2 separate regions of the Homo sapiens genome follow, and region 1 is linked to region 2. The links are chromatin loops, found by intact Hi-C in ENCODE. Cell type or tissue: CD14-positive monocyte. All regions are shown on one strand. Links, peaks and the distances in the headings refer to the core of each region. The heading gives the core; the rest is flanking DNA. Region 1 overlaps XRCC4 (X-ray repair cross complementing 4). Region 2 has its middle 100 kb from the start of VCAN.

The links. A loop is a pair of places that touch in the nucleus more often than their neighbours do. Peaks named below come from ENCODE experiments on the same cell type or tissue, not always from the same donor. Only the 100,000 strongest peaks of a DNase experiment are listed, where the experiment ranks them.
Region 1: it touches region 2 in a loop (5-fold over the local background); 2 of 110 quality-filtered maps call a loop at or near these places.

The regions. Positions count from the first base shown.
Region 1 is chr5:83,306,158-83,318,388 of GRCh38, reverse strand. The region is part of intron 7 of XRCC4 (X-ray repair cross complementing 4); the gene reads right to left. Among named protein-coding and RNA genes, the nearest start is that of VCAN, 160 kb to the left of the region's middle. RefSeq lists an enhancer at 11,326-11,465. In CD14-positive monocyte, for the core only: no CTCF peak of the experiment used is centred there; a DNase peak (open chromatin) is centred at 5,518; H3K4me3 peaks cover 1,714 bases; H3K27ac peaks cover 4,128 bases.
Region 2 is chr5:83,362,821-83,375,051 of GRCh38, reverse strand. It overlaps a transcript of XRCC4 not described here. Among named protein-coding and RNA genes, the nearest start is that of VCAN, 100 kb to the left of the region's middle. RefSeq lists a silencer at 6,485-6,584. In CD14-positive monocyte, for the core only: no CTCF peak of the experiment used is centred there; DNase peaks (open chromatin) are centred at 5,931 and 6,511; H3K4me3 peaks cover 3,193 bases; H3K27ac peaks cover 5,000 bases.

The sequences.
Region 1 (12,231 bases), core at 2,983-7,982, 56 kb after region 2:
AATACCCTTTATTTCCTTCTCCTGCCTTATTGCCCTGGCCAGAACTTCCAACACTATGTTGAATAGGAGTGGTGAGAGAGGGCATCCCTGTCTTGTGCCAGTTTTCAAAGGGAATGCTTCCAGTTTTTGCCCATCCAGTATGATATTGGCTGTGGGTTTGTCATAGATAGCTCTTATTATTTTGAAATACGTCCCATCAACACCTAATTCATTGAGAGTTTTTAGCATGAAGCGTTGTTGAATTTTGTCAAAGGCTTTTTCTGCAACTATTGAGATAATCATGTGGTTTTTGTCTTTGGCTCTGTTTATATGCTGGATTACATTTATTGATTTGCGTATACTGAACCAGCCTTGCATCCCAGGGATGAAGCCCACTTGATCATGGTGGATAAGCTTTTTGATGTGCTGCTGGATTCGGTTTGCCAGTATTTTATTGAGGATTTTTGCATCAATGTTCATCAAGGATATTGGTCTAAAATTCTCTTTTTTGGTTGTGTCTCTGCCCGGCTTTGGTATCAGAATGATGCTGGCCTCATAAAATGAGTTAGGGAGGATTCCCTCTTTTTCTATTGATTGGAATAGTTTCAGAAGGAATGGTACCAGTTCCTCCTTGTACCTCTGGTAGAATTCGGCTGTGAATCCATCTGGTCCTGGACTCTTTTTGGTTGGTAAACTATTGATTATTGCCACAATTTCAGAGCCTGTTATTGGTCTATTCAGAGATTCAACTTCTTCCTGGTTTAGTCTTGGGAGAGTGTATGTGTCGAGGAATGTATCCATTTCTTCTAGATTTTCTAGTTTATTTGCGTAGAGGTGTTTGTAGTATTCTCTGATGGTAGTTTGTATTTCTGTGGGATCGGTGGTGATATCCCCTTTATCATTTTTTATTGTGTCTATTTGATTCTTCTCTCTTTTTTTCTTTATTAGTCTTGCTAGCGGTCTATCAATTTTGTTGATCCTTTCAAAAAACCAGCTCCTGGATTCATTGATTTTTTGAAGGTTTTTTTGTGTCTCTATTTCCTTCAGTTCTGCTCTGATTTTAGTTATTTCTTGCCTTCTGCTAGATTTTGAATGTGTTTGCTCTTGCTTTTCTAGTTCTTTTAATTGTGATGTTAGGGTGTCAATTTTGGATCTTTCCTGCTTTCTCTTGTAGGCATTTAGTGCTATAAATTTCCCTCTACACACTGCTTTGAATGCGTCCCAGAGATTCTGGTATGTGGTGTCTTTGTTCTCGTTGGTTTCAAAGAACATCTTTATTTCTGCCTTCATTTCGTTATGTACCCAGTAGTCATTCAGGAGCAGGTTGTTCAGTTTCCATGTAGTTGAGCGGCTTTGAGTGAGATTATTAATCCTGAGTTCTAGTTTGATTGCACTGTGGTCTGAGAGATAGTTTGTTATAATTTCTGTTCTTTTACATTTGCTGAGGAGAGCTTTACTTCCAACTATGTGGTCAATTTTGGAATAGGTGTGGTGTGGTGCTGAAAAAAATGTATATTCTGTTGATTTGGGGTGGAGAGTTCTGTAGATGTCTATTAGGTCCGCTTGGTGCAGAGCTGAGTTCAATTCCTGGGTATCCTTGTTGACTTTCTGTCTCGTTGTTCTGTCTAATGTTGACAGTGGGGTGTTAAAGTCTCCCATTATTAATGTGTGGGAGTCTAAGTCTCTTTGTAGGTCACTCAGGACTTGCTTTATGAATCTGGGTGCTCCTGTATTGGGTGCATAAATATTTAGGATAGTTAGCTCCTCTTGTTGAATTGATCCCTTTACCATTATGTAATGGCCTTCTTTGTCTCTTTTGATCTTTGTTGGTTTAAAATCTGTTTTATCAGAGACTAGGATTGCAACCCCTGCCTTTTTTTGTTTTCCATTGGCTTGGTAGATCTTTCTCCATCCTTTTATTTTGAGCCTATGTGTGTCTCTGCACGTGAGATGGGTTTCCTGAATACAGCACACTGATGGGTCTTGACTCTTTATCCAACTTGCCAGTCTGTGTCTTTTAATTGCAGAATTTTGTCCATTTATATTTAAAGTTAATATTGTTATGTGTGAATTTGAACCTGTCATTATGATGTTAGCTGGTGATTTTGCTCGTTAGTTGATGCAGTTTCTTCCTAGGAGTGGTTTTTATTTCAAGAAGCCACCTTCTTTGCTCATCCATAAGAAGTCTTCATCCATTCAAATTTTACTGTAAGACTGCAGACTACACTTCTAATTCTAGTTCTCCTGCTGCTTCTACCACATTTCCAATTACTTCTTCCACCAAAGTCTTGAACCCCCTAATCATCCACAAGGATTGGAATCAACTTCTCCCAAACTCCTGTTAATGTTGATAATTTTACCACCTCCCATGAATCATGAATGTTCTTAATGGCATCTAGAACAGTGACTCCTTTCCAGAACATTTTCAATTTACTTTGCGAAGATCCATCAGAGGAATCACTATCTATGGCAGTTGTAGCCTTACAAAATGTAATTCTGAAATAATAAGACTTGAAAGTCAAAATTACTCATTCATCTATCGCTGCAAAATGAATGTTGTGTTAGCAGGCATGAAAACACACTTCTTTGTATATATCCATCAGAGGTCTTGGATGACTAGGTGCATTATCAATGAGCAGTAATATTTTGAAAGGAATCTTTTTTTCTGAGCAGTAGGTCTCAACAGTAGGCCTGCAATAATCAGTAAATCATGCTATAATCAGGTGTATCATCATCTAGTCTTTGTTGTTCCATTTCTTGAGCAAAGGCAGCATAGATTTAGCTTAATTCTGAAGGGCCCTAGGATTTTCAGAATGATAAATGAGCACTGGCTTCAACTTAAAGTTACCAGCTGCATTAGCCACTATCAAGAAAGCCTGTTCTTTGAAGCCAAGAATTGACTTCTTTCTAGCTATGAAAGTCCCAGATGGCATCTTCTTCCAAAAGAAGGCTGTTTTGTGTACACTGGAAATATTTTGTTTAGTGTAGCCACTGTCATCAATTATCTCAGCTAGATCTTCAGGATAACTGGCTGTAGTTTTTCCATTGGCACTCATTGCTTCACCTTGCATTTTTGTTATAAATGGCTTCTTTCCTGAAACCTCCTAAACCAATCTCGGCTAGCTTCCAGTTTTTGTTCTGCAGCTTCCTCACCTCTCTCAGCCTTCACAGAATTGATGAGAGTTAGGGCCTTGCTCTGGATTAGGCTTCGGTTTATAGGAATTTTGGGGCTGGTTTGATTTTTCTATCCAGACCATTCAAACTACATCTCAGCAATAAGGCTGTGTTACTTTCTTGTCATTCATGTGTTCACTGAAGTAGCACTTTTAATTTCCTTCAAAAAGTTTTCCTTTGCATTCACAACTTGGTTGTTTGGTGAAAGAGACGTACCTTTTGACTTTTGGCTTTCAACTTGCCTTCCTCACTAAGCTTAATCATTTCTAGCTTTTGAATTTAAATGAAAGACGTGCAACTCTTCCTTTCATCTGAACACTTAGAGGCCATTGTAGGGGTATTAACTGGCCTAATATCAATATTGTTGTGGGTCAGGGAATAGGGAGGCCTGAGGAGAGGGAGGGACATGAGCAGACAGCCAGGCAATGAAGCAGTCAGAATGCATGCAACATTTATTGATTAAGTTTGTAATATTTTATGGGCATGGTTTGTGGCACCCCAAAATAATTGCAATAGTAAAATAAATGATCACTGATCACAGATAACCATAACAGATATAGTAATAATAAAAAGTTTGAGGTATAGTGAAAATTATAAAAATGTGACAGTGACACAAAGTGACCACATGCTTTTGGGAAAATGGCACCAACACACTTGTTCAACACAGGGTTGCCGGAGATGTTCAATTTATAAAATATGCCATATCTGCAAAGTGCCACAAGTGAAGCACAATAAAATGAATTATGCCTGTATTAAATAACACTGCCTATTGAAAGCTGTTATCATGTATATCATTTACATTTTAACTGCAGTCATTACTATTTCTTTCCATTATGGATGTAGAGAATCTGGACTAATATACATCCTATGTCAATTTCACCTACAATTAGAATGTTTCCTTGTGCAACCAAATGGTTTTCTTTAACTAGGCAACAATTATCTAAAAATCAAGTTAAAGGATAATTATCAAAGTATAGAACAGCATTACTTACATCCCTTTGTTAGAGAAAGGGTTATAATTTATTTATTTGACTGATACAATTTTTTTAAATTAGTGCCTACCACATGTTATTACTTTGCTTTACAAGGAATATATATTGAAGTAACATTTATTAAAGGAAAAATCTATAGTGCTAGGATATATCTGAGAATGAAAGGGGAGGTATTTGAAGCAAGAATGAGATTAAATAATAATAAAATAATATTAATGAAGAATAAGATGTAAAGATTGTGTTCTTGGTTGGACACAAGATGTCTAGAAATTCTTTACTCAGAAAGCTATGTAGTAATTAAATAACATACAACATTACTGTCTTTATAAAACTTATATTTTAATGAAAAGAGACGAGTACAATCAATTAGAATATAATATTTTAGAGACTGATATGGTCTACAGAGAAAAATTTTAAAGGGAATTATATTAGGAGTGGGATGGGGTTACAATATTAAATACTGTGATCAAGAATAGCTTCACTGAGAAGTTGGAACAGAAACTAAGGTGTGAAGGAGGAAGCAAGTCAATATCTAAAGAGTATTCCAGGCAGAGGAATGCTCGTGCAAAAAGCAGGATTACAGCTGATGTGTTAGACAAATATGTAAGAGATTGGCGTGGCTGGAGCAGAGTTAGTGTTGGGGAGAAAAGTATGAAAGGAATCTTTTTTTTCTGAGCAGTATGTCTCCACAGTAGGCCTAATATATTGAGTAAATCATGCTGTAATCAGATGTGAGCCAGGAGAGGTAAATGGGGCAAATAGGTAAAAACTGGGGGGAAAAAACCCAATAAATATCCTACAGCAGTAAACTGGTTACATGTACTATGGAAAGTCTATACAACGAGATTTTTTTGAAATCTCATTACCAAGAATGGGTTAGATGTAAATGTGTTGTCTATTAGAAGATTTCAATGGACAGGGACAGTACTGTGCATATATCATGATCCCTTCTGTGTACATTAATACATGATCCTTATGTCAGAAAAGTGCTTTCTAAAGGATACGTAAGAAAGTTAATAGCAGCAATCTTTAGGACAGAAGATTCAGAGGCAGGGTGGAATATAAGAAAAGCTTTTACTTTTCAATTTATGGTTTTTCTATACCATGGTTTTTGTTTTTTTGACCACCTGTATTGTTACTTTTATTGTAAAAAAAAAAAAAAGAAAGAAAAGAAAAGAAAAAAGAGACATTTTTTGGCATGGTTTCTGTCAAATCTCATCAGCAGTAGATTTAAGAGTTTTGCCTTTTGCCCTTTGAGTGCCAACTCAGCATCCGCAAAATGAATTTTGCAAGTGTTCTGTTTCCTAACTTCCTTTATCAGAGCCTAGTCCAATGACTTTACTAAAGTCAAGACAATTTCACTAAGAAAAATCAGTTCCTCAATTTGAGCTTCTTGGCTACTTAGCAACTACGTGCATCTTAGCACTCTCATTTCCACAACTTCTCCATGCTGACTCCTGTACCAACCAACTATAATCACACATATGAACACATTCACTCCTGCCTCCATACTGCCAATAAGCTGTCTTCTACCACCCAGAAATGCATTTCCCTCTCCTCTCAGAGAAAGCCTCTTCTTTCAAAACTCTCCTCCCATGTGAAAAATTCCTAAATTCATTTCCAACTCATTTTTATCACGGAGCATTCCTAAACATAATTTAATTTGTATTAACCCTATGCAGGTATCAGTTCTGTTTCTGTATTAAGGTACTCTCTTAGAGAGCAGAAGTTAAGGCTTTCTTAATGTATCTTCCCATCTTGACCTAATATGATGCTCCTCACACAACAGGTGATCTCTCCATGGTTAATTCTATTAATTTATATTGCTTAGAAAGTAATTCTATAAAAACATAGGGAATGATAGTGCCTAGAGTGGTCTAATAACCTCAAACTCTTTGTGTAAATTCTGTGGATTTACCTGCTCCTCTTTCATTACACTCTCTTTCTAGGATGATTTTTGCTACTGTAGAAACTGGAAAGCTAAAAATTGTATTTCTCAGTCTCCTCTGTGAAATTATTGAGATATTTTGAAGGTGAAAGTAAGGCAAAGGGTATCCTCTTAACTCATTTTACTGTTTTTGTTTTTTAGCCCCAACAAGCAAAGTCTTGATAGAATATGAGAGGGTTTTCTGTAGCAGATTTCTGTGCCTATTCTTCAGCTTTCTGTGTGGCAAGAGGCAGTTGTGGTAGAGGTGGTGGCAGAATATATGTTCCCAGGCCCCTTTACCAATTTTGAGGCTGCCATGCAGAGGAGCTTCCTGGTGACTGTATTAGAGCATGGCTTCTTGCGTTCTTTTACATTTTTCAGTTTCACAAAAGACTTTCTTTCCATATTTATGAATCTTTTATAAAATATATTAAAAGGCTATATGAATTATTGATATTATATTGAATATTTAATAAATAGCCTTTATTATAAAGAAGAAATAGGTACAGAAACTATATCTGGAATAAAGGGCCTACTTAAATTAGTGTGCACAAAATAGTGGTATGCATTATTTTAAGAGTTTAATAATATATATAAAACAGATACAGATACAACTTTTTGTTCTGATGTTTGCTCCATGAGAAACTCTACCAAAATGACTAGATGATAAATTTTGTTGGTAATTTTTTTATGGTTGAAAGTCTTTTATTGCTGACATTATTATACTTCTCTGCCACAAAATATATTTATAAATTGAAATTAAAATATTTCATTTCCTGTGGCCAAAGGTTCTAAGGATTTTTTTCTATTTTTTAATTGATACGTAATAGATGTATATATTTTGGGTATACATGTGATAATTTGATACATTCATATAATGTATAAAGATCAAATTAGGGTAATTTAGATATCCATCACCATAAATATTTGTCTTTTCTTAATGCTAGGAATATTCAAATTAATTCTCTTCTAGCTATTTTGAAATTACAATAGATTATTGTTGATTATAGTCCCCTGGTGATCTTTTGATCACTACGTCTTATTTCTTCTACCTAACTGTGTGCTTGTACCCATCAATCAACCTCTCTTCATCCTCCGGCTTCTTGTGTTCTAATGGCAGCCAATGTGGATCACTCTCACCGGCCTGCTAGAGCCCAGTGCTGGCTTTCCTATGACTTTATGAGCATCAAATTCCTTATGTGTATTAGTTTCTTATGGCTAAATTACCACAAACTACCACAAACTTGATGGCTTAATACAATAAAAATTTATTCTCTTAAAATTCTGGAGGCCACAAGTCTGAAATGACTGTTATGGGGCTAAAATAAAGGTGTTGGCAGGGCTACACTCCCTCCGGAGGCTCGAAGGGAAGATCAGTTTCCTTGGCTTTTCCACTGCCTAGAGCTTCAGTTCTTGGATCTGTTGGCTCACGTTCCTCCTTATTCAAAGGCAGCAGCTTAGCATCTTTTCTCTCTGATTTTGCTTCCATCACACGGCCTCTTTCTCTGAAGTCTCCTTCTTCCTCCCTCTAATAAGGAAAGTTATAATTGCATTTAGGGTTCATCCAGATAATCCAGAATAACCCCTGCATCTCAGATACTTAATTTAATCACAGCTGCAAAATACGTTTTACCGTAAAAGCTAACATTCACAGATTCTAGGGAGTCACTCCTGATTATCTTTGGCGACTATTATTCAGCCTATCGCATTATGCCTTCCTCTTTCACATGTCACCATAGATTCCAGGCATTAAATGGAAATTGATGGCTTTTCTGAGGGAGATGGGGAAGCTTATTCTGTTTGCCGCAGAAAGGTACACAGAATAAATGTGAAAATATTATATAATAATAATGAAACTTATAGTACTGCCAGGAGGCTCTTTTTCTTGATCACCCTCTCCATATCTGGCCCATCCTCCTTATTTAGCTCTGACTCTTGCTGTTCTCCTAGAGAAACCTCTCACTGGAGCCAATCAAGCCTCGACAAATTAGTAAACACATGGAGTAGATCCAGCCTCCCTACTTTGGCTCATCTTGCTCCTCTTAGTTGAATGGCCTCCTCCTCCTCTTTACAGCTTCAGTCCTCTCCCATTAATGCAGTGACCAAAAAATATTCTTACTGCTTCCTAAAATCTTCCCCCATCACTTCAGCTTAAAGGGATTTTTGAGATCCTGTAGCCAGATGCCTTTACCGCATAAGATATAAGATCTTGGGCAGTTATCTTTAAATATGACTACATCTTTTATCCCCAACAGGAATGTAAGCTCCTGAGGTCAGACACTCTATTTTATATTCACCGGTAGTTAATTATTTGTCATTCCTGAATATACTAAAAGAAAATGTATACTATTAAGCATAAAAGAATATTTTGAACACGTTTATGTTTTCTCTAAATGTCCCATAACATAAAGATTAGTTTTTAAAATCTTACTAACTTGTGGTACTTTCACATTGTACTTATTCCAGTCAACAACTGCAGAGATGTGATAGATGGTATATTTTAAAAATCCCTTTTGTTCCTAAAACCTTAATCCCTTTTTTTTTTTTTTTTTTTTTTTTTTGAGACGGGTCTCACTCTGTCGCCCAGGCTGGAGTGCAGTGGCGCGATCACTGCAACCTCCGCCTCCCGGGTTCACGCCATTCTCCCGCCTCAGCCTCCTGAGTAGCTGGGACTACAGGCGCCCGCCACCACATCTGGCTAATTTTTTGTTGTATTTTTAGTAGAGACGGGTTTTCACCGTGTTAGCCAGGATGGTCTCGATCTCCTGACCTCGTGATCCACCCGCCTTGGCCTCCCAAAGTGCTGGGATTACAGGCGTGAGCCACCGCGCCCAGCCTAATCCATTTTCTAGAAGACCCACATATAATTCTGTTCAAAAGCATATGGAAACCACATTCCCTTAAATGTTAATAGAAATGGCTTAATAAAGCCCAGTGAAAATTTCAGTGTCGATATTTCAATATTTGTTAAATTAATGTGATTGCCAGCATAGCCTATATATATATATATATATATATATTTTTTTTTTTTTTTTTTTTTTTTTTTTTTTGAGACGGAGTCTCGCTCTGTCACCCAGGCTGGAGTGTAGTGGTATGATCTTGGCTCGCCTCCCGGGTTCATGCCATTCTCCTGCCTCAGCCTCCCGAGTAGCTGGGGCTAGAGGCACCCACCACCGTGCATGGCTAATTTTTTGTATTTTTAGTAGAGACAGCGTTTCACCATGTTAGCTGGGATGGTCTCGATCTCCTGACCTCATGATCCACCCACCTCAGCCTCCCAAAGTGCTGGGATTACAGGCGTGAGCCACCGTGCTGGGCTGCAAATTATATTTCTATGGATGATATTCTCTAAGGATTTGTTCCTTGCTGTGCAATAAATGAAAAATATGGTTCTCATGTCATGAATTCCTACACGAGTATAAAAATTTGAAATGGAATTTGGATATTTGGATTAAAAATATTAGATAACAGAAATAATTATGAATTGAGACTAAATAGGACAAATATTAAATAATTGTGCAATCTAAATATTAATGAGTGATTTGTGATTATATAAAGAGTAAATGTTAGTTTGAAACATTTTATTTTAAAAATATAACTAGAATTATATTCACTGTTATTTTAATTTTGGGAAATATATATTTAATAAGAATCCTTTTCTGTTTGTTAGGTAAAACACATGCCAAATATTACAAGTACCTACATGTTCTTAGAATGTAAAGAGGAATATTTTTAAAGGGAGCCTTTGAATTAAGGACAAAACCTGTACAAAAGTGTAGAGAAAATTTGGCACTGATCTTTCTTAAGAACCTGGGAAGTTATTTTGTAAATGGCTAAATCCACGTATAAAATAAGATTTCTATTCCCCCCAAAATATAAATGGTTAAAAGTGGCCCAATTTTATAATATGTTATTAACTTATTCCTGCATACACAACTTTTCATGAAAAGATCCCACACCAAATACTATTATTTCTCTCCATCCATGTGCTTGTTTCTATCCATTCATCTCTCCATGATATTTATGTCTATTATATTAAATGAAATGGAATGCTGAGAATGATTAAGTACTTTCTTAGTAATATGACTACACAAGAATTTCTTACAGGGCTCAAGCTTTGTTTTATTGATGGAACACTTTCTTCAAATGAAATATTGTAGATATCTTCTAACAAGCAAAACAGTAAAAAGTTGAACTGCCCTGGGAATGAGGGAGAGGCAATAGGAGGAACATTCTCTCATTTAACAACTTTTTCTTGGTCCTCCAAAATACATTTGAGGAATTTTTAGGGCTCCATGGAAGAGGAATATATAATATGTTCTGGTAAGATACAGAGTATATTGTGTGCTTCATAAAAACTTTTGTCCCAAAACTGAAAATATAAAGTTCAATCATTTAGTGTTAACGCTAAGCTATTTGATTATTTCATCTGGAATTTTCCGTCTGGAATTCCATATGGTTCTAGAAAGCCAATATTTACAGTATGTACATGTAGTAAACAGGTGTATACATAAAATGCTCCCTTGCTCTCACCTTACTTTTCCAGTTCTCTCTCTCAACCTTCCCAGTACATGCTATGTTCCAACTAAAAATAAATGCTTTCTGCTCCTAAATAATTGTTTTTTCTTTCTATCTCTGTGCTTCTGAATTTGTCATTCTCTGTCAGGGATTCTGCCTTGCTTCCACCATTCACCAACTCAAGATTCTTACCACTTGGATGTAAAGCTTTCTGATAATCACAACTAAATGTGGCTTCCAACCTTGGTCTGTGACACTCTGCTTACGAGTCTCTTAAAAGACTTTCAATTAAAAAGCATTCTCTTTATAGTTCTCTTAAGACACAAATCCTATTTTGCCTTAAGAAATATAGATTTTGTGAATTTGTTAATCCCTCAGCTAAACTGTAAGTATATTCAGGGAGCTATATTAGGGAAAGCTGGCAGCCCCTGAGTGTTGAATATAGTGTGGAATCTGTCAGAACTGTTTATGGAAGGGCCATAGATAGAAATATTACCTATTCTCTATGACTCTGCCCCTCCAAGCATCAAACAATTGGCAGGAACAATGTATGATCACTGTCTAGAACAAATGAGTAAACATTACTAGTTTGAATTAATAAAATTAAAAACCCCATCAGAATTCCTTCAGCACTTAGAGAATTTGTCTGTTAGCAAGAAAGTGTGCACTGGATTCAGATACTTTAGAAAGAAGTCTTGTACTTTTCAATATTTGGCCAGGGTGAGGCTAGACTATGTTAACAGGGGAAAGGTGAAGTGTGTGCTTACTCTGGCGTAGTAGAGGCTCTGAATCCCAAGCACAACCAACTCAGACTACTTATTCCCATGGAAATAAGGTATGACCACAGTTGAACAATGAAATATTCTAGAGAGTTATGAAATTTCCCTTCCTCTGTTCCCCCCTTTTCTTTCTGCTTTCTGTTCTCTGTTCTGTTCTATTCTGTGCCTCAAGAGAGGGGAAAAGAAGCCACAAAAACATGAGTCAGAGTTTCCAGCATCTCTAATGCAGTCACTGCCCGGGCTAAAGCACTTCACTGAGGCAGGTTCCTGTTGCCCGATCAGTCTTATTGCTGGAGTCAGGGAGGGACAGTGCTTGTGTGGCTCTGCTCACATCATCCACTCTTCATCAATGCTATGTATTGCTTAATTTGAAAAGCCTAAACCATGCAAATTATCAAACAACAATGGCTGAGAACTGTATTACTGCATTTCTGTGGTTTCCATTTGCTTATGAAATTATTCATGTTAACATAACATCTTAATTATTTGGTGCTTTAAAAGTCATTCTTGGGAAAAGTATACAATTCTGAGATTTACTTGATAAGTTGAATGTTTCTATTGTTTTGCCCTATTTTAAAATGTGGCTAGAAAATCTCACATGAAATTCAATAATGTTCTCTGATTTTATATACTGAAATGTTTTTCTCTTTGTATTTGAAGTGAGATGAACATACAAATGATGAATTAATATTGGGTAAATTTTAATGTGATGGCAAATTCTATGGTTTTTCGTAACTACTCATTTTTCTGCTCTGTGATCTTCATGAATATGTATGTATATCTGTTTGTGTGTGTGTATATATATATATAAAAGTACTGATTATGCATCAGTCCACATAGGTATCATAACTACTTGATGAGG
Region 2 (12,231 bases), core at 3,839-8,838:
CTATCTTCACTTAGCTGAAAAAAAAATGTTGCTGGAATTATCCATCACTGGAGTAGGCATTTGTACTATTTGCAGTCTTTTGGGGAAATGTTTTCAGTGAGCATAAGAAACATTTACTTTTGTTTTGGAGGTCATCGTGGATGGAGTAGGTAAGGCATTAATTTCTTTTGGCAGCCATATCCTGGAGGGGAAGGGAGAGCCAGGATTATCTCACAAATAGAAAGGAGCAGCAAGTTTTACACCCACTGACTTTGAAATGATAGCCAGTGACGTCTGACTGGAGTTGAGCAATGCACTTGAGAACTGTTTTGTCAGCATCTCAAAATGTAATAAACCCCTTGTATGAATGGCTTCTAAGACAATGTGGCATGGGAAAAGTGATGTGCTGCCAGGTTAAAATGTAATGAAAGTTGCATTCCTTTTACTATTCTTCTTCACATTCAAAGACATGGGGCCAGTGCTATGGGTAACTACTTATACACATGTAGCAGAAAGCCTGGTCAGGACTCTGATGACTCCCACTTGCCTACTGTATTAGTCGTTCTCATGCTGCTAATAAAGACATAACTGAGACTAAGTAATTTACAAAGAAAAAGAGGTTTAATTGACTCAGGGTTCCATGTGGCCGAGGAGGCCTCACAATCATGGCAGAAGGCAAAACGCACGTCTCACCTGGCGGTAAACAAGAGTGAATATAAACCAAGCAAAAGGGGAAGCCCCTTATAAAATCATCAGATCTTGTGAGACTTATTCACTACCATGAGAACAGTATCAGGGAAACCACTCCCATGATTTGATCTCCCACTGGGTCCCTCCCACAACACGTGGGAATTATGGGAGCTACAATTTAAAATGAGATTTGGGTCAGGACACAGCCAAATCATATCACCTACTCACCTCATATGGCCATAAAAGTAACCTCTTCTGGGTCCTCTTACAGGATGCTGGGTGATGAATGCCTTTTCCACATTGACAAAAGAGTTTAGGATCACAGGTTAATACTCTCTGCTTCTCACTAATGTATTTGCTTTGTGATAGGGCAGGTCCTCGCAAACTTTGTTTTTGAATAACTTACATGTTTTTTCTGTACCATGAAACCATCAATTATCCATATATTTTTCTTTAAATGGAACCACTTTTTCTATTATTTTAAAAGATTATATCACTACTGTAAACAGATTTACAAACCATATCATTGGACTTAAATAGAAGGTAGCTATTATATACATAGATATACACAATGAATATAAAACAATGCTTTAAAGTTTGGGTAAATACTGTTATCTTCTGCTGAAGACTCCAAAAGTGAGGTGTAGACATTCTCTCTGTTAAAAAAAATAGAGAAAAAGCAAAGGGCAGTGTGAAGAGTGTTAAATACACACCAACACTGAATTAAGATTTTCTTCTTCATGTGATCAGGATTGAAAGACAATTCATAAAGAAGTCAATTTCTCATTATGGAACTCAAAGTGATGATGCTGGGTCAGTGTGCCATCTTTTGTGCTGTCTCACTTTAGAAAGTATTTCAGTGAAGAGTTTTTGGAAAACACGACTATATTCAAAAGAGCATTTCTATTGTTCAGTTAGACAACAGTGAGAAAGAGAAGTTGAGAAAAGAATGGGCCATTGCTTTTCCTCCACAATCAATTTAATTCAACAAGCAATATGAATTCTATGCTCAGATATTTCAATTTATTTATTCTCTTATGGTGAGGAAAAACAAAGGCATTTGAAACAGCTGACTAAAAAGCAATTCAACACTCAATGAAGTGTGCGTGCTAAGGACCTCGACAAATGAGGGTGCACAGGGAGCCTTGAGCTCTTCTGCATGAATAAAGCAAAGAAGGGCAGACGGATTAGAAACAGGAGCCAATGCTGGGTAGAGCTGCCTAGTGGGGCTCAGGGCATGGCAAGCAGAAGGCAAGTGGAAGGAAGGTGAGATTTCCGCCTCCCTTTTTTCACCAAAGGAAGGACTATCAGTGTTCAAAAGAGTAAGAGAAACTCCACTCAGAATCCGAAAGAACTGGTCCCTTGGATGTTCGATTTCATTTTCCAAGGTCTGACTGCCTTGTGCTATTGAGCATGGACTAAGAAGGGCTTTAGCACTCAAGCAGTCTGCAGAAACAAAAAGTGAATAAAACAAGCTTATTCCTTGAAATGTATTGTAAGTGATATTTTTATAATGCAAACAACTATTAAAACATTAAATCAAACTTTTATTTCCCATTTAAATGATCGTCCAGTGGCTTTACACATGTTTTCTAGCAAGTAACAATAGCAATAGCCCCCAGTTTTTTGAGTATGAGGACTGTGTCATGCTAGAAATTATACTTTTAATGTCTGTAGATTGAGAAAATACATTAATGATCAAAGGCTGCTATTAATTTGGTGAAGCAAGTAACTGAATTTGTAAGTTATTCATCACCTCAACTACAGACAGTTTAAAAATAATGTGTGTGTATGACATATTATTTATTTAGTCTCTCCATACTGAATGTGCATATGGATTTACAGACCCCTCACAATAAATTCTGCTACCCCCAGGGGTCCAAGACCTACTGCTTGGGAACCTCGGAGTAGGACAGGCTTATGATTGATGACAATGAGGAGGGCCTGGGGCACATCTGCTAGTCTTCCTTTGCTTTTATCATCACGTCCCTCACACTTTCTTCTTGAAGTTCTGCACTCCACTTTGTTTACTGAAAATATTTTCTGTATAAACTTCTACAAGTTGGTTATGACTTCCCACAGTGCAAACATTTGTCATGCTAAAAAATAAATTGCACTTTGGAAATTTGCACATTTGGGATAAATATCATTTTAAATTCTAGATTCACTAGGTGTTCAACTGTATTTAATAATTTTTTTTTTATTCCTTAACCTGGGAAGTGATTAGATGGTTGATTGATGTATAACTCTTCACAATTTTGTGACTTAAATATTTAATAATGTATTAAAGCAAAAGGATTTCCTGCACCCCAGTGCCAGCTGTTTCCCTTTATGTTGTTATCACAACAGGCCAACAAAATCTACCAATATAGTTATTACTTGCTGCACAAAGCAGAGCTAAGCAACATTGTAAACTTACTTTGCTAGTGCTTTCTGGAATTTTCTTACTTGTCCTAGCACATTTTATCAGAACTTTGATTTAAAATGTGTTTGTGGACTTTTGCCCAATTGTGTTTTCCTTTTTTGTGTGTGTCTGCCTTTTTGGTGACCCTAAGGATAATTCCGACCTTCTTACAAAGGATTTCTTCAATCTTTCATGTGTATGTTCCTGCAGTCAGCCCTTCTCCTTCCTGCATCAACAATGTCTTCCTTTTATCATGGCACAACTTTTTAAGCAACTTGTCTATACATTTGCTGTCTACACACACTCATGTACCAGCCAATTTCAATCCACGTGGCTCTGGTTTCTGTCCCATCACTCCACTGAAAGTGCTCCTGCTGTGGTCATAGACCATCTACCTATGAGTCCACAGTTCACTTCATCCTCAGCTCCCTCACTCTCTCAGATGCATCTGACATGTAGATTGTTTCTTTTAATTTTTAAACATGTTTTCTTGTTTATTTCCATTATACTCACTCATTTATTCAATTTATTCATGTATTCATTCAGGAAGACTTGCTCTGGGTACAAGGAATGGAACAGTAAAAAAGAAAGACTGGGTTCTTGTCTTTATAAACTGACAGTCTGAGATAATCAGAAAAACAAATATGCAGTTAAAATAGAATGTGCTAAGTGTTCTAGTGAGGAAGATATGGTAAAAGAATACTCCCGAGGAATGCCTAATCAGGATTTGGAAAGTCAGTAACAGGTTTCTGAAGAAAGTGACACTGAATCCAAGACTTGTAAAACAAATAGGAATTAGCCAGAGGATGAAGGGAGCTTAGTGAGAAGGGATACTCAAGACAAAGAGAAGAGTGGATGAAAGGGCTTGGAGGCAAAGAAAAAGCACAAGAGCTGAGGTGGATTAGTGTCAATCAGAGTGGATGACAAAGAGGAGAATACTGAAAATGTCACTGGAGTAAGGAGGCACCATATGCTGACAGGCCTTGCAAGATAATTTATGAAGACTGGACTTATTTTACTGAAGGCAGTGGAAAGCAGAGAAGGCAGAAGAATGAAGAATATGGAGATGGAAAGTGACTAAAGCAGGAGAAAGAGTTGGCATGGGGCAGAGTTAGAGGAAGACAGACTTGGTATGTGGCTGTGATGTTGATGCAGGTAACACATGATGGTAATTTTAGTGGGAATAGAGAGAATTCGCTATTACAGAGGAAGAAACGATAGAATTTGAAGATGGATTGGGGGCTGGAATTGGGGTCAATGCTTAGTCATGGAGATGAAAAAGTCAACAATCACAATGAGGTTTCCAACTTTGGTGACCAGGTATTCAGTGATGACACACACCAAGTTGAAGAAGCCCAAGTAGGAACAAGGTAGGCTAAAGGTGGAAGGGAAATTATGAGTTCAGCTGGAGTTTTTAGACATTTCTAAAAAGCAGAAACAACTTGGACAGGCAGTAGGGTACCTGACATGCACTAGCCCTCCTCTGTGTCTTTCAGAGATAAGTAAAGAAATGAGGAAATAATTATGATTTCTCTGTTCCTGGGAACTTTATTGGGAGCATGTCTGATTGAGCCACAATGCAAGATGTGGAGAGGAGGACTGACATGGTTCTGAGGGGATCTACCTTTCTTCCAGGGATGAGGACACTTCCTATGACAGACAGAAGTCACAGCTCAAGATCCACTGCTTGGAGAATTGGAGTATTGGGGAATCTGCAACAAGAATCAAACACTTAGCATCAGAGGTCTTGTGACTACATTGTCTAGTTCTCAATAATATGATTTAAGGGGCCAAAGTCCTCACAGTTGTCAAGGAAAGTTTAGGAGAACTAAGAGCACCTCTGAAATAGCTAATACCTGAGTTTGGGGCTCTTGTCCTCTCTCAGAATCCTGGCAGGGATGTGGCAATATAGTCTAGGTTTGGGTTAGCAAATTAGACCAGGTTGAAATGAGTACAGAAGATTAAATATATGGGAAGAAAAAGACTCATATTTTCAAATCAAAACCACAATGAGATAGCATCTCATACCAGTTAGAATGGCTTTTGTTAAAACATCAAGAAATAACAGATATTGATAAGGCTACAAAGAAAAGGGGACATTTACACACTGATGGTGGGAATGTAAATTAGTCCTGCCACTGTGGAAAGCAGTTTGGAGATTTCTCAAAGAACTAAGAGTTAACTACCATTTGACCCAGCAATCCCATTACTGGGTATATACCCAAAGGAAAGTAAATTATTCCACCAAAAGGACACCTGCACCTGTATGTTCATCACAGCTCTCTATTCACAATACCAAAGACATGGCATCAACCCAGGTGCCCATCAATAGTGGATTGGATAAAGAAAATGTGGTACATATACACCGTGGAATACTATGCAGCCATAAAACAGAATGAAATCAGGTTCTTTGCAGCAATCTGAATGCAGCTGGAGGCCATTATCCTAAGCAAACAATGCAGAAACAGAAAACCAAATACCACATGTTCTCACTTAGAAGTGGGAGCTAAACATTGGGTACACAGGGACACAAGACGGGAACAATAGATACTGTGAACTACTAGACGGGGGAGGGAGAGATGGAGGTAAGAGTTGAAAAACTGTCTATTGGGTATTATGCTCAATACCAGGGTGACAGGCTCAGTCATACCCTAAACCTCAGCATCTCGCAAAATTCCTCTGTAACAATCCTGCCCATGCGCCCTCTGATTCTATGATAAAAGCTTAAAAAGAAAACAAAGAAAGTAAAATGCTTTCTCTTGTGTATTTTAACGGTGTATCCCATTTGCAGTGAAGGTCCCGTTTCTTGCAAGATCATTGCTTTTGCAATCCTATCTAGAGTACTATGTAAAAAGGAATCTTGAAAAAATGAGGAACTGGATTTTACTCACTTCTAAGAAGTTATGCAAGTTGCTACATATTTGCTTAATGCTAGTAACGTTTCTAATACCTCTAGTTGAAATATTGTGCCTTGCTGTGCTATTAGAGAGACAAAAATAAAAGAATTTCAATATTGTGGTCAAAAGGGGCCATTTTTCTGTTTTCAGTATGAGTTTTCTGGTTAATATTCCCTGTTACCTATCATCTACCAAGTTCTATGTCTCTATCCATTCTAATGTCTTATACACTAACACAGCCTGCCTTGTCAAAAGGCTATTAACACACCATTAATGGAGTGTATTTCTCTTTAGGATGTCTGTAAGGACTTCCCAGAAATTATATTTAGTATATCGTAAGGGTTGAAATCCTTTCTGCAAATGAGTAAACTTTTTGCAAATTAAGGACTATCGTAGGATCTACAAGAATTAGAGCTCGCTGATGACCCACAGTTTTTGTAAGCAGAGCACAGCCAACTTCCCAATAGTGCCTTGCACCAGGGGAGCCCACTCCCTTCTGCTGTATTAGTCATCGTTAGCCACACCAGGGAGTGATTTAACCCAGTTTACAAAAAAGCAGTTGTTCTGTTACCCTTGGGAGAGCGGTTAGTTAGTCACCAGCACCAGGTTTTGTTGCCTTGGGCATCACACCACACTCATCCTTCCCCTCCTAACAGTTTTAGGCTAGGATAGAAGTGACAGCAGATGAACGTGAACAACCCCTCACACTTCACATGGGCCATTCTTGTGCACCAGGCCCTGTGCTCATTGCCATTTCATGTCATCTCCTTTAGTCCTCAGCACCACCTGGGATGATTGACTGCATTTTGGAGATGACGAAACTGTAGTTCAGGGAGAGAAAGACGCTTTCCAAGGGTCACCCTGAACTGGGGTTTGAACTCAATTCTTTGACTCTTAAGTGTATTCTCTTAATCAATAGCTTGCAAAATTAATTTTGTTTACAAAACATAAGGGAACACAACTACAGAATCCTACCCAATCACAGCAACTCCTTTTTTTTTTTTCTTATTGGGGTTCAGTGTAGAGATCATTGAAATAAGCATCCACAGCCTGTTTTAAAAACAGTGTGAAGCACTTGCATCAGCTGTGTTTTCTCCATACAGCATCTGAACCAGTTCCACACCTGTGTATGGTATACAGAGCTGCCTATGTTGTACACTTGAGGGCCACTAAAATATTGACTAAAAGAGGCCAGGTGCAGTGGCTCATGCCTGTAATCCCAGCACTTTGGGAGGCCGAGGTGGGTGGATCACTTGAGGTCAGGAGTTCAAGACCAGCCTGGCCAACATAGTGAAACCCCATCTCAACTAAAAAAAAAAAAAAAAATTAGCTGGGTATGGTGGTGGGCTCCTGTAATCCCAGCCTCTCCCATCTTCTCCACTGGATTCAGAATATGAAGATCACTGGAGAGCTTGATAAGGACTTATTTAAGTGACAGCCTGGTTTCCACTGTGCTGTGTGTATGTCAAGTTTCAAGAGAAAGCTTGATGCCCACTTTTGGGATGAGGCAGTATGGTGGCAGTGGCAGCAGCCTGAGGAAGCTCTTTCAGGGAGCTTGAGAAGTGAGCAGAGTGGCCCGTGCAAGGAGCAGAGGCCTAAGGTCTGAGCCAGATGGCTGGCTGACACAGTAAACGATGAGCAGGATGGGTTTGTAAAGAGAAGAACACAACAGTCACATAGGGTGAAGGCTAAGGTTTTATTTTGAATATTTAAAATTAATGTGATTTTATTTTCAGCCTCACATTGGTGGGGCTTGGACATATGATTTGCACATAGACATGTAATATGTGAACACTATCAATGCTAAGAGAGTCTGATGTTGTACTTTAGACAACCTCTCAAGTGAGATTTAGTAAAGGGTTTGTTGTACTAGAATTGTAATGAGTCCAATCAACAAAGCTTTCTATGACTTATTGCTCTTGTAATCATCATGATACTGATTTAATCAGTAATGTAGATTTAGATCATTAATTCAAAAAATATCGATTGAGAATCTACTGTGTACCCAACATCGTTCTAGGCAACAAAGTTGTAGGAGAGAACAAAACAGACTAAATCCCTGTTCTAATCCTGTTTAAAATCTGGTGAGAACAGATGGCCAAAAAAACAAATAAACACAATATATAGTATGCTAGGTCTAATAGGTGGTGTGGAAAATAACTAATCGGGGCAAGGAAAATACTTCTGTGATAGGTAGTAGTAGGAGGGTGCTGTTTTACATAGGGTGGTCTGGGAAGGCCTCCCTGATAACGTGAAAAAAGCAAGGAAGCAACTCTGTGGGTATCTAAGGGAAAGCTTTCCTGCTAGGAAACACAGCATGTTCAAAAGCAGGAGTGGTTTGGTTTGTTCAAAGTATGGCAATGACATGAGTGTGGCTGAAGCAAAAAGAGGGGAAAACAGGGCAGGGTAGTGGATACAACCAGAGAAATGGAGTGGTAGAGGATTATTCTCAGAGTCTTGTAAGCCACAGTAAAGCTCTTGGCTTTTACTTGAGTGTGCCAAGAAGGCATGGAAAAGCTTTGAGCAGAGAAGGAATATGAATCCAACATCTTAAAATGGTCACTGCCTCCTATTTGAAGAGTTGTAGGGTGACTAGTTGGGATGCTATTGAAATAACCCAGTTGAAATAGGATACTAACTTGTTTTAGCTCAAGTTGATAGAAAAAAAATTTAATTCTGGGTGTATTTTTCTTATGAATTGGATGTAGGTTGGGAGAGACATAGATGAATCAAGGATCCGTCTTGTTTTGTTCTGCTGTAAGAGAACACCACAGCGTAGGGGATCTACAATGAACTGAATTTATTTGGCTCATGGTTCTGGAGGTTGGGAAGTCCAAGATTTCATGAGTGAATAGGAAATGTGCCTATAGCACAGTTCAGTTTGAATAATGATTTGGAGATTTAGAGATATTTGAAGTCTAGAATTATTCATTAATGATGTATAATACTCACCTATGTATAAATAAGTCAACTCAGTAAGAGTTAATGGGGCTGTTAAAAAGGGACTCATTGAAGATGGCATACTTCTCTCTATTGCCTGATGAAGGTATATCACCAGTGGTTACTAGGGGGCATAAGCTGAAGGAGGGGAAAATTGATTCCTGTAAGAAGAACAGGTTTGCACAGTTTCAGTCCGTCACTATTTGGGATCCCTTTTAGAAAAGTGACAAACTCTATTTTATAATTTTGAAAACCAAGGGAAGACATAGTATATCTATTGTCACCAAGTCTCCAAGAATGAAGCTATCGGAAAGATCATCTTAATTATTTATTTACTGAAGTTGTAATTGGTCTGAAGAAATCCATTTGCTCAGTTTTACTCTGCTCATATTTTTGTTCTTGCCTTGGCACTTTTAGAGACTATTTCCTAATAATGAAATTTGTAATGAATCTAGGGGATGATTTTTATTGTTCTTGCTGGGCACATTTCTCTAACTTGTGTATTATCTGCCAAAAATTGAATGGTATCTCTGAAAATGAAAGCCAGGCACAAAGGGGATTGTTTTCAGCTTTCACGAAGGGCTGTATAACCGTATGTGTCTCACCCTTCTGGGACTAAAGACATCACGCTTTCCCATGACCCAAAGTGGAAAATCATTCCACTATTCTTGGGGCAGTGTGGAACACTCACCATGTGAAGCAGTCGTAAAACATTTTACTTGTTTTATCTTTCTTTTTCCTCTTGCTATTTCCCTTTATTTTGGCAAAAGGTGAGAAGTGATGACCGAAATTAAGCATTTCCACATCTAATTCCCAGATTCTAGGACACAAGTTTTCCCTTCCTACTTAAAAAATACCACCCTCCAGAAGTTACCCAGAGAGTCCACTGAAGATGGATGTCCATCAGTTATAGCGTGGTCTGAAACAATTTATTTGAATGGGGCTTTCCAGGGCCTTTTGAGCAGATCAGTCATATGAAGCAAATTTACAGTACAGTAAGTGGTGTTTCCTGAGGTAACGGAACTCCCATCGAATGGCCTCTGAGTGCAACTCTCAGGAGCTGTAATGCTTCTTGCACACAGCCCTGCAAATGAGCAGTGCAGATTTTACCAAATAAACCGCCCTCTGCATACAGGGTTCTAGAAGCCTATGGCAAGCCATTCTAACAAAATTGTTTTCACTTCTCTTCACCTCTTTCTAAACTTATACTCCTGGGTTTTTTGTTAATATTTAAAAAAAGATATTTAAAACTGCACTTCAGCCACCTTGTAAAATGAAAGAGTACATTGTACAGGCACCAAAGGTGCACATGAATGCTTTTATCAAAGTCAGCGTCCTGCTTTGGGACACTAATTGGAACCATGTGTTGAAAATGCAAGACAGGATTTTCGGCTGTTCTTTAATTAAGTGTAATGAAGACTCAACCGTGTTTTTCTTTATAAGGAACGGCTGCTGTAGGTGTCCTCTTCATAGGACTGATGGGTGACCCCAAGTGGGGATGCTGCCACCTGTTTCAGGGCTTCAGGGACATTGGTAGTCATTTTAATATTTAAGACATTCTCAATGATTCTATGATGCTATTCAGCCACATGCATAGATGGCCTGGTTGCAAGTGCTCTCCTGATAAGGAGAGGAAGGGAAGTGAAAGAAAATCTGATTATTTTCAAGTGTACTGGAAGACTGACTCATAAAAGATTTTTTTTTAGTATTCTTATAAAGTTCAGTTATTGCAAAAATCATCAGGGAGGTGGAAAAAGTATCTCCTCATTCATTTTTCCATTAAAATCTGTGGAGAAATAGTGGCTAACATGTTAAAAATATTAGCCACTATTTCTCCAGAGTCTATTAGAAAGACAATGAGAAATACTGTCTCAAATTTTCTGTTGAAACTTGAAAACAAAATATAATTTGATTTTTTTTAAAAAGTGCTATTTCTGCCACTTTGTTCTTGGGCAAAAAGGATATTCTATAGCTCTTAGTTGTCCTGGGATCAAAATCCCAGGGAATAAAAGGTTAGTTCACAATGTCTCCTTTCAGGATTTAAGCCCCTCTTTCACAATGCTTTGTGTTATTTAACATTCATTGAATGGTACCAGTGTATTGAACCCCACTCCCCTCAAACCTCCACATGGACTGGATCCAGATCTGGTACCTTTGTACAAAATGCTGAAGCCTTAAGAAAGAAATGTGAACACTGCTTCTAACAGCATAGTTGCACCTACAGACTCCAGAAAGAGGTGCAAAGAGAAGCGAATTAATGACGACAGTGACAGCAATTACTTTCAAGGTATACAGGAGCAGCATTCTGCAGGAAATAAAGATGTCAAAGCAGGGTTGGGAATGTTCAAAAAAGGAAGTCAATTCCACAAGAGGCTTAAAAACATTCTCTCCAAATCACTTCTAAAGAAAATGATAAAACCACTTCTGCTTATATCAAAGCCCAAGGGCCAAGTACTAGAAAGAGTCTCTCTTGGTTGTGGGCAGGTTAGGCGTCACTCTGCCAGTAGTCTCTCAACTTCCAAAGACTGTTTGCAACATTTCATTTATGGATGCTCCTTTGTATGAAGTGGAGTTTGACAGTTTCCCAGGCAGGCTGGGAATAGCATCGGCGGATTACACAGTCAGCAAAGAAATAGGAGAGTCTGAGTGCGTGTGGTTGTGCCTTCACGTTACCTTCAAACCTCCCTTTCAAAAGCACAAATCTAATCAGCTTGTCCCTTTACTGCCCTTAAGATCCTTTCACAGATGCTTATTCAGGTTAAAATGTAAATTCTTATTGCCAAATTCAAGACTCTTAGTGGGTAGCCTACCCTATCTTCTCAGCCCTGGGGTTCACTCCTGCCACAAGATACTGATCAGGCCACACTCTCTTCCTCTGTGCCTCACAAGTGGCTGAGAGTACCTAAGCCTCCTGGAAAACCCTGGGTCTTCCCTGAAGTTCAGCTCAAACTTCATCTATCTCCTTCTCAAATTTTCCTTGGGCATGGCCGCTTCTCCCAGTGGAATAAGAGCAGGCTGATTCTCCTTTGTGCCTCTGAGCATCCTGGGCACATCTCTCTTACAGCACTTACCACGTATCTTGATTGTCTGTTTACACGTCTGCCTCCTTCCTTTGTCTAGACTTTCAAAAACCTGGAAGCCAAAAGTGATGTCTTCATTTTAATATCCCCAGTGCCTAGCAGCGTGCCTGGCACAAAGTGTTCAATAAATGGGTGAACACACATACATACACTTTAGGACTTGTGTTCTTCTAACCACAGTTGGTAACTTTGTGTATAACCTCAAGGCCTCATGTTCTTGCATTTAGTCCAAATTTTAAGT